Regions from separate parts of the Homo sapiens genome. Here region 2 is linked to region 1. The links are chromatin loops, found by intact Hi-C in ENCODE. Cell type or tissue: B cell. All regions are shown on one strand.

Region 1 (5,000 bases):
ATAATTACTATGAATTATCTAACTATTAATAACTGCAGTTTCTTGGATGATTCATACATTTTTGCAAGGCTTTGTAAACAAAACTGAGTTTTTTTTTTCTTTGAAAAGACAAAGATAGGAACTCAGGATAATAAATAGGAATAAGTTTTTGAAGAAAAAAATGCTAGCATAAAGGGGAGTGAGGAAAAAAAGGAGGAAACTAATATTTCAGACACCTTCCATGTACCAGGCACAGTGGTCCTCAAGCTACATAGAAGCTTGTCTTATCTAATTAATGTTCGCAATGACACAGTGAAGTAGGCAGTATGATCTCCATCACAGAGACAAGGTAAGCAACTTGCCCAAAGTAATCCCAATAGCAAGCGGAGGACTAGAATCTAAACCCAGACTGGGTAGCTGACTATAGAACTTACAATCTGACCAGCATTATTCCTCTGTGGCATGTCATTTCAAGCTACACTGAACATCAGTTAAAATAGAAGTCTCAGCCTTAGAAACATAATGACATTCAATAACTACAGAACAAATAATAACAAGGAGAAATGAAAAGGGGATAGGAGGGAGAGAAAAAGGGAGGGAGGAAGAGAGGGAGGCAAAGAAGGAGGAAAGAAAGGAAGAAATAAAGAAAGAAAGGGAAGAAAAGAAGGAAGGAAGGGAAGGAATGAAAGGAAGGAAGGCAGGCAGGCAGGTTGCTGAAATGCCACATCACTCCTACTATTACCAGTTACTGTCTCTATTAAGTGAACTTCTTTAATTTTGCTAAGAGCTAGTCTGTTTTTAATGCAGTAAAAAATACCTTAACATGGTCTACTAACTCTTCTGGCACAATTTCTATGAATTTTATATGTATTTTTTTCTGGAAATGTAACATCATTAAAACTAAAAAAAAAAAAAAAAGCTCTCATCGAATTGAAGTATTTAGCACGGGCTGACATATTCTAATGTTACCATAGCTTTTATAGTGGTTTTTATTGATTCTTATTGTCTAAAATAACAGAAATATGCAACATGTTAGAAGGGTTTGGGGCACAAAAAGTTTTATGAGGGAAGTAAGCTTGTGTGACAGCTGATATAGACACAAATGTCCCCCTAGTTTCCCAGGTTCATTTTGGAATAAACGTGACTTTTAAATTTCCAGGTACTAGTTTCCTCTAAGAATATCTAACTCAGAACCATATTAAAAGTTGTAAGACTACAATATGCCCAATTAATATGCATCTAATATTCCTTGATTTAGAGTTATCTGACAATAATATGCCAGCCTTGCCAGGAACTAGGTGTGTGACCTGTGGAAAGTCACTCAACCACTCTGTGTTGTTTTATTTTTCTTATTTGTAAAAGGAACTTAATAATTGAACCTTTCTCATACTTATGGATGATATAGGTTTTAACAATTTTACTAAAGGTTGACTAAAATGTTAGAAATCTATTCATGCAAACAACAATATTTGCAAACTTTTAATATTAGTCAAGGTGATATTTTGGTTAAGAAATGATGACCATCTCTTAGAAAATTAAAGAGGAATTTTTATGGTATCTTGCTGACATATAAATTTTTTAAACATCTTTAAAAATCAATAACGTATTTATGTACAGATCACAGCAATATTTTTTGAGAAATGTATTTCAAACAAATATCTTTAATTCCATCCAAAAAACAATTGAGATTCTAATATGATTTAATTTTCCTGGGGACAGTCATTCTTTACCAACTGATAAGTAAATATTTCAAAATTTTAGCTACTGGAAACTTCAAGTTACAGGGTATTTTTTGTATTGTTCCCTCTGCGTGGAATATTCTTTATTCTTAGATGGTGAGTGAAATGCTTGTAAACCTTACAGACTGTCTGAAGAATATACTTGCATGTCAAGCAAACTGGGGAAACCATTCACCTTTTACAAATATATAAAACAAGCTCAGCTGAACACCATTGTTTCTCCTGCAGTATGATCATCTCTCACACAAAAACACAATAAATCCATTTAAGAATCATCACACTTCATCTCATACAGTTTCCTTGAGTACAGTAGAACCCTTACTGTTGACTATTTCTTGAACATGATGGAAAAATTATAGTTTAAAATATTATTTTGTGAAAAAGCCTCAAGTCCATTTAGAGATGAAATGAAGCCCAAATCAAATGTCATACAGTCACAGTTTCAACCCTGGCTGACCACCCTGATCCGATCCTGTCAGAGAATGCTAAGACATGTCCCAGCTAATCATCACATTAGTCCTAAAAGTAACTAAGAACATTACTTTTAGTTTTAAAAGTAACCACCTTCCATGTCTCAGGCTACGCTGGAAGTATTGGAGGTGAGGTATTAATTTTAAAGCCTATAGGTAGATCATCTAAAAATCATGTTCTGTTCCTGTCATAAAGGGTGCATTTAAGTCTCTTCCTGTTCTCTCTTCTCTTCTCCATTGTGTAGCAAAGAAAAATTGATGGAGCATGAAAATCTCGGGCTAATAATAGTATATGAAAGAAGAACAGAAAGTGTGTGCCAAGGTGTGACCCACTGAGAGAACCCTGGAGACAAGAGTGTACAGATAATGTATCACGTAATTCTAGATTTTGTCATGAATTCCATGATGTATTAAAATAATTATTTCAGGATATTATTGTCCCATTGGCTTCAAAGGATAATGCAGAAAAACTAAGAGCCTCAGAATTTTTTTAAAGAAAATCAAATTAGCTACCACATTAAAAGTCTATTTTTATTTCATTGTTGATATTTTCCAAGAAAAAATATATTTCTAAAATCTTCGGAATCCATTTGTGTGTTACCTTTTAAAACATAGGAAAAAGGTAAAATAGGCCATCAGCTGAAAACACTTGTCTCTCCTGCAGTGCGATAATCTACTCACATGAAAATATAATGAGTCACTTTAAGAATCATCACACACATCTCTTGCAGTTTGCCCAAGTGTTGGGAATTTGTCAGGAAGAAAGCTACCTATCATCTGGTCTTTGGGACCACCATGTGATACTATTCCAAGATTCTGAAAATCCAAGCAATCTCATTCACTGAGAGAATAGTCAAATGATGTGTACTTTGTGAAAGTCATACAATAAAAAGAAAAACATAACAGTAAATCAGTTTTATACTTTAAATGTGAAATTTTAGATCCCAGTGTGTATCACAGAACACAGTGCAATCATTGTTAGTTTCATTTTTTTCCCTTAAAAAACTGCAAGGTATTATAAATTGTGAATAATTTAAAACATTAAATGGTTACTAACAAAACTTCAGACTATCAAAGCAATATAATTTATTTGTCTTTGTCTTATACTAATTAAAATGTACTACTTCCCTTACTACTTTGGGGCAAGGCTAAGGAACAATGACCTTTAATACATGTTGACTAAGAAGCTAACTATAAACTGTTATGTTGGGTTTATAAGTCATTACCATTGAGCTGTTATTCATCCTAAATCTTAAACATTTGAACACATTTCAATTCATGTAAACAATAGAAAATCAAATGAGAATATGAACAAAATAAAGTGATTTTCATAATTAAAGGCTTAAAGGTATAGACACATGAAAAAAACTTCTGTTTCTGCTTAGAAGAATATGCCAGAAACGTTCCATTCTGCACACTATTGTGATAGTACTTCAGCAAGGTCTGGGGAATAAATTTATCTTCAGAATAATCCTCCCTACCCTTTAAATTTATTACATGTATACACTAGGATATAAAGGTCTATGTTAAGTTGGATACTTCCTGACATGCTTTGCTTGACTTACTCCAACCATCACTCTGTATTTCATTCAGTGCCAAACTTCTTACAGAGTATATCTATATCCACAGCTACTAATTCCACAGCTATTAATTTCTTAGGCTTGCAGCCTAGCGTCTGCCCTCACCATTCTAGGGGAACAGTTCATCTTAAGGTCTCTAACCTTCTAAATGACTAGGCCAACAGGTTGGCTCATAGTCCTAACACCCATACCCCATCATTTTCCTTCAGGGCCTGACTTCACTGATCACTCCATTTTGAAACATCTTTCACTTTTGGTTTCCAAAACACGGTACAGCTTTGTTCTCCTCCCATATCTCTGACCTTGTTTTTCTGCTGTATGTGCTGGCTCCAAACTTTCTCCTACCTTCTAAATATAGATTGTCTCCTTGGACCTCTTTGCTGCATCCTGTTCTTTAGGTAGTCTCACCTGGCTTCACAAAGTTATCACATTTATACCATTGACACCTGCATCTCCAATCCCGGTCTCAACATTCCCCTTCAGGTTTCAATTTAGTTGCCTGACAACCCTGCTACATGACCTACCTGTACCTTAAAAATTCAACTTGTCCTGCGAACATTAGCATATTCTCTACAAGGTCAGCTCTTCTTGCTTTCCCTGTGTATTTTTGGAGGCACCATTCACCCTCAGTCATCTAAGTTCAAATGCTTCCATCATGATTGACTGCTTTGGTTCTGTCACTCCTGGCATTCCATTCCTCCAATTTTAATTTGGGACACATGTACTTTGCCATTGTAGTGTAGGCTGTCACATCTTGCACAGTCCTTACCACCTGTCTGCACAACTTTTTTGTCCACGTTTAAGATTCATATGATTCATCGTCAATTGTACTTGAAGTGGATCTTTCTCATCAAGCTGTCCCCCATTCCCTGTTTACCTCTACATTACAGCACAGAGTTAATGCCCTTCACCATAACAACAACAAGAACAACAACAAAAATACGCATGTGTATAATAGGTGCAAGTTTCAAAGACCACAAACTTGGTGTGTAAAATGTAACTTTCTTTCTCTGAAAAGAAATTTAATTTCTAGTTAAATACCCATTCCTCAAGGAAGTCAGGATGGGCAACTTTTAGATGCTTTTTCATTCAGTGGTGTTGTCTCTGATGCTGTTTTCCCAATATTCCTTACTGTCATTTCTCCTCTTTTCACCAGTTGGTGGTTCATTGCCCCCTCCTCAGAGGCTGCATGCCAAAAAGTGAGGGTGAGGTCCTCTCTGCTACTAGGTCCT
Region 2 (5,000 bases), 210 kb before region 1:
TTGTTCCTTTTTTTCCCTTTTCAAAATGTGAGTTTAGCTTGATTCTTTAAAAATCTGGGATACTTTTCTAGTTGCTGGTAGTCATGTAAAAATCTCCCTTTATTTGTGATCAAGTCATACCCACCTCTGAAGCTGTACAACAGGAGTGTGTGAGTGTGTGTGTGTGTGTGTGTGTGTGTTAAAATGGTGGTTTCTTTTAAAAGAGTGTACCTTCTAGGATTCGGTATCCTGCTAGTATTAAATACTTTCTCAAGTTAGTAACTAGATTTTTCTTTCAAGCCTTTAGTGTTAAAAACACCAAATTTTGTTAAATTTACAATATTTCTAACACAATGATAGCAGCTCAGATATCCTACTGAGTTTTTAAATGTTAATATTTTTTCAAATGAATGCAGTCATCTTATTCCTTTCCATTTTGTTATTTCAAAAATGTAGCCAGCTTTGCAAAGATGTGTGTATAGTTGCATTCAGGGGAGACAGGGTACTTGACAGCCGTCTGCATGTGCAATAGTAATAACTTGTTATTAAAGACAAGGTTTTTTAAAGCTAAATATTTGGAATTTTAGAAGTTTGTTAAGCATTAGATGCACATTTACTTCACTCTTTTTTTAAACCTATCATAAAAATAATCCCATATAAACACCCACATAAAGGAAATAGTAATGTAAGTTTTTTCCCAAGAACATAATTTTTATAGTTACTGAAGTGTAATATAGTGAGATTAATTTTTATTGGTTTCTTTACATTTCCTGGGATTGGTTTGGAAACATAACAGCATCTAGATTTGTTTCCACCTTTGCTATAGATGGATAGCTTCATCTACAGGATGGGAAGGACTTTTTTCTTCCTTTTGAAGAGGATCCATTCTGTTGTTTCTCATGGAATTATGCTTCTTTCTGTGGAGAGCAGATTATGAAAATGTTTGATGAACACGTGTGGAGCACAGAAATTAGGATTGTTTCATCTGTCCTACATCTGTAGTAGTACTTCTAAGAGGACCTGTCAAAGCCATGTGGAAGTTGTATGTCCTACACGTAGCCCAGCAAAAAAAGTTGGACTGTTAGAGCCTGGTTGGGAAAGATGTTTATTCCTTTATTTTTAAATTTTATATTTTTATTTCTTTTTATTAGGGGTTGACAAAGTACAACCCCTAGGCCTGTATGGCCCACAAGCCAAAACTGGTTTTCACATTTTTAAGTGGGTTGAAAAAAAATCAAAAGAATAATTTTGTGACACATGAACATTTTATGAAATTTAAATTTCAGTGTCTATAAAGAAAGCTTTATTAGAATATAATTAGACTCATTCGTTCACATGTTGGCTATGGTTGCTTTCTAGCTACAACTGCAGAGTGGCGTAATTGCAGTAGAGATTGTATGGTCCATAAAGCCTAAAAATATTTACCATCTGGCCCTTTTATAGAAAGAGTTTGCCAACAGTTGCCCTGTTTTACTCACATAAAAGTAGTTATTTATAGCAAACACAGTATTTTTTAAAAAATACCATGCTTTTGTTTGTAAATGCAACATCGGAGTAACCTACCCTAGTGACTCTTTGAGTTGTAGCATTCTTTTGATTTTAGTATTATCTCATTTTTCTCTTTTACTTTAAATGCTCTGGGGATAAAAATTTAATTTTTTACATTCTGTTCTTGAGGGGGTCTGTATTAGTCTGAGTTCTATAGAAAAACAGAACCAATTACATATATATATATATATATATGTGTGCGTGTGTGTGTGTATGTATAGATATAGCTCTAGATATATAGACATATATTCCTTATAATACATGTGGAGATAGCTTCATTTATATACAGGTATATGATTTGTATGTGCGTGTTTGTGTGTGTGTGTGTATATGTTTATTATAAGGGATTGGCTCATGAGATTATGAATGCTGAGAAGTCCAAGATCTGACAAGTTGGCAAGCTCTGACAGTCCAGGAGAATGAATGGTATAGTCTGGTCTGAGTCTGAAGGCATTGTCTCAGTTTAAAGATAGGCAAAGAAGGCGAATTCTCCCTTACTTATTAGAATCCCTTATTATTAGAATCATGGGAACTTTCTAAGTTGGTTGGGTTAAAATTGTCATTTGTCCAGCACTGAGTTGAAGTAGGATTGAATTGAATGATAGTTTCTCTATTTGTAGAGGATAACTTGTGGTATTTTCCTGTGGTTTAATTAAGTGCTGTTTGTTAATATTAAGTAGGTACATCAAAGGGTGTATTTGTACGTTTAATTTTCTTGTATCATTTCCATTTCAAGGAGGGGTTCCAATACCCAAGCTTAGTCATTTTGCCATACTGTTGAATTGCTGGAGTGGGTAGTTTGTAGCAATTCCCAAAGCAGTTTGCAAAAGCCAAGTTGATTGGCATGACATTTTGTCAACAAGCCTCTTATATTAGAGTGTGTCAGTGAACAGCTGGAGTGAAAAGGAAGTGGATTTGTTTGTAGCGTGAGCTTCTTACTTACCCTTCATGTGACCCTAGAGAAATCCCCTGATCTCATATATGCTGCTGTTTTAATGCCCCCAGCAACTAGAGGCTGGTGGGAAGATTACATAAAATAAGGGTGTGTGTGAATTGCACTGACATAAGTATGTATTCATACTTGGTTTATGTTAACTGGCAAGAAATCCCCCTCCTGGTAAATAATTTTTTATGACAATTTTGTCAATATAGAGTGATGTTTCTGTGGTTTATGTGATTTAGTCCACTTCCCAAGGAAATAATGGAAGTATCACTTGACCTTTGATTTTACTCTGTTGTTCCTGAAGTTAATTTATTCTAGAACAATGACTCCTTATTCACATAGTAGCTTGATTTCTACCTGAGTAATAAAACTTCACTAAATTAGATCAGAGTAGATAGTGGGGCCAAAGGAATGTTTAAATTGTCAACCATGTAAAGAAGTTTAGTACGTCCATCTGAGGCCCTAGTTCAGGCGCTCTTTCCAGCTGCAGTGTTTCATTGTCCAGCGACATTGTGGTGGCTGTCCTTGCTGTTGAATCTCAGGTGATTATGAACCTTACATATTAGCAACTGGATTTGGTTCAGTGACATATATTTATCAAAAACACTAAAACAAATTTTGGCCTATGTAACACTTTTTGGAGCAAATGTATAAATGTACTAAGTTGAGTTTTGGGGTTTTTTTTCCATCCTAAAAATATCCTTCTGTGACTCATTTTCTGGTTTTGGTAAGTGGCTCTAATATCTATATTTCTACCTTTTAATGAACATACTTATATATAAGCCCTTTCGCCTGTTGCCTCTAGATTTAGAGTTCTGAATTTCTAGCAAAGGCCTTTTTCTCCCTTTACTATTGTGCTCCTTTTCTCTGGACCTGTTCAATCCTTGTTTAATTATTGATGGTTTTCAGCCTGAAGTTTCCATTAAGTTTTTGCTTCCCTCACCCATACAAGATAATTGTATGTAAATATTTTCTTTGCTTTTACATGCCCCCTCTAAGAAGACAAATAGGAATGATTTAGAATTAGCACATTATCATCATACATAGATGCTCCTTGATTTGCTCTCAAATATATTCAATACTCCTATCCTGATGTAGATTCTTGAATCATTAATTTGCTTCTTAAGGAAATTAATTGAGGCATGTTATGGCTGAGATTTAATTTGATGAGATTTTAATTTAGAAATTTTACTAAATGTGAATTCTCTGAGACATTTTAATGGAAAACAGTTGTATTCAGCTAGACAATCATCATTGCTTATATTGTGGTCTTAGGGATGAGTTTAGAAACAGGTTTGTTGGGAGATACAAATGGGTGGCAGGTACATGCAGCATCCACTGCAAGGTGTGGCCTGAGCAGGCCATGGAAACAGTGAAATAGAACATCAAGTACCTGGTGCGTAACTGCTTATCACACTTTCAAAGAAATTTTCCTAGGTCACACTCAGATAAGAGTGAAGTTATTTTGGAAAATTAGCTGGCAGGAAAAGCATGTATATGTTATGAAAGCTGAGTTCAGTTTTGCCAGAAGCCAACAGAGGATTTATAACCAGTTGGGGTTTTCATTTAAAAAGCGGAGGTTTTTTTCTGCTTTTATGTGATGGTTTGTGGATACTTCAGTATCTTGTTTCCTTTTAGTATTTTCCTAGCCTGTGGCTAGGTAGTTGAAATAGATATATAACATTGACTTTTTCTATTACGTGGAAGCTGTTCAGATAATTAACAAAGGAAATCAATGACACACAACTCAGTTTAAGTGTTGTTTTTTCTTTAGGGTATGTTGTGCAGAAGAAAGAGAGCTAGCCTAAGAGCATTGGACTTTTGGGAGCTGTCCAGACTCCCCCGCCCCCCAGAACCCTGCTGAAGCCCACCTGCCTAGTCCAGTGAATAAAAAAAGTGCATGTCTCACTTCTTTTCAGTGTCCTTCAGAGATGTGCCATTATTACTATTTTCTTGACACATTCTGTGAATTACTAGATCAGGCAACAATATTGAAACATAAATATCAAAATACAATCTAAAATAGATATGTACTGCTGGCAAATGGGATTCATCCATCAAAATTTCCTTTTGAATTCCATTCCTTTACAATAGGTTGAGTTGACTGTGGAAGCTCTCCAGCTAAACTTGAATGTGGCTTTCTTATTAAACTTACTTATTTTTTCATTTTCTTTTCAAAATGTCACCTATTTTGAGTTATTTCTTAGGAGGAAAACACCCATGCACATACAGATTTTTTTCCAGCATCTGTTTCCTGTTGATCTTACAGTAATATCAAAGAACAGTTGATCCATTTGATGTATTAACATTACTCTGTCAATCATGATAATTGCTGGGATATTTAAAATTGCAGTTCTGTACTTCTTAACATATTATTTTACAAACTTAAATCGAAAAACATGAAGAGGTCCCTGGTATTGAAATCGGAAGCCCTTGCTGTAAATGCTTATGGTAGTGGCACTTGAATTATGTCATATCAAAAATGAAGTGGCATCATGTACTGGAGTGAGCCAGCTGACCTCAATTCCAG

The links. Hi-C counts contacts between places; a loop is a spot of excess contacts. Peaks named below come from ENCODE experiments on the same cell type or tissue, not always from the same donor. Only the 100,000 strongest peaks of a DNase experiment are listed, where the experiment ranks them.
Region 2: it touches region 1 in a loop (2.9-fold over the local background); 1 of 110 quality-filtered maps calls a loop at or near these places.

What each region holds. Positions count from the first base shown.
Region 1 is chr7:121,178,098-121,183,097 of GRCh38, reverse strand. The region is part of intron 16 of CPED1 (cadherin like and PC-esterase domain containing 1); the gene reads right to left. LOC124901735 (a long non-coding RNA gene) reads left to right here. Exons shown (of 3, transcript XR_007060494.1): 3 at 2,434-5,000. Among named protein-coding and RNA genes, the nearest start is that of WNT16, 150 kb to the left of the region's middle. RefSeq lists enhancers at 2,349-2,578, 3,948-4,107. In B cell, no CTCF peak of the experiment used is centred here; DNase peaks (open chromatin) are centred at 2,447 and 3,937; H3K4me3 peaks cover 4,875 bases; H3K27ac peaks cover 5,000 bases.
Region 2 is chr7:121,383,415-121,388,414 of GRCh38, reverse strand. The region is part of intron 1 of FAM3C (FAM3 metabolism regulating signaling molecule C); the gene reads left to right. Among named protein-coding and RNA genes, the nearest start is that of FAM3C, 10 kb to the left of the region's middle. RefSeq lists a silencer at 2,918-3,115. In B cell, no CTCF peak of the experiment used is centred here; a DNase peak (open chromatin) is centred at 2,484; H3K4me3 peaks cover 1,769 bases; H3K27ac peaks cover 5,000 bases.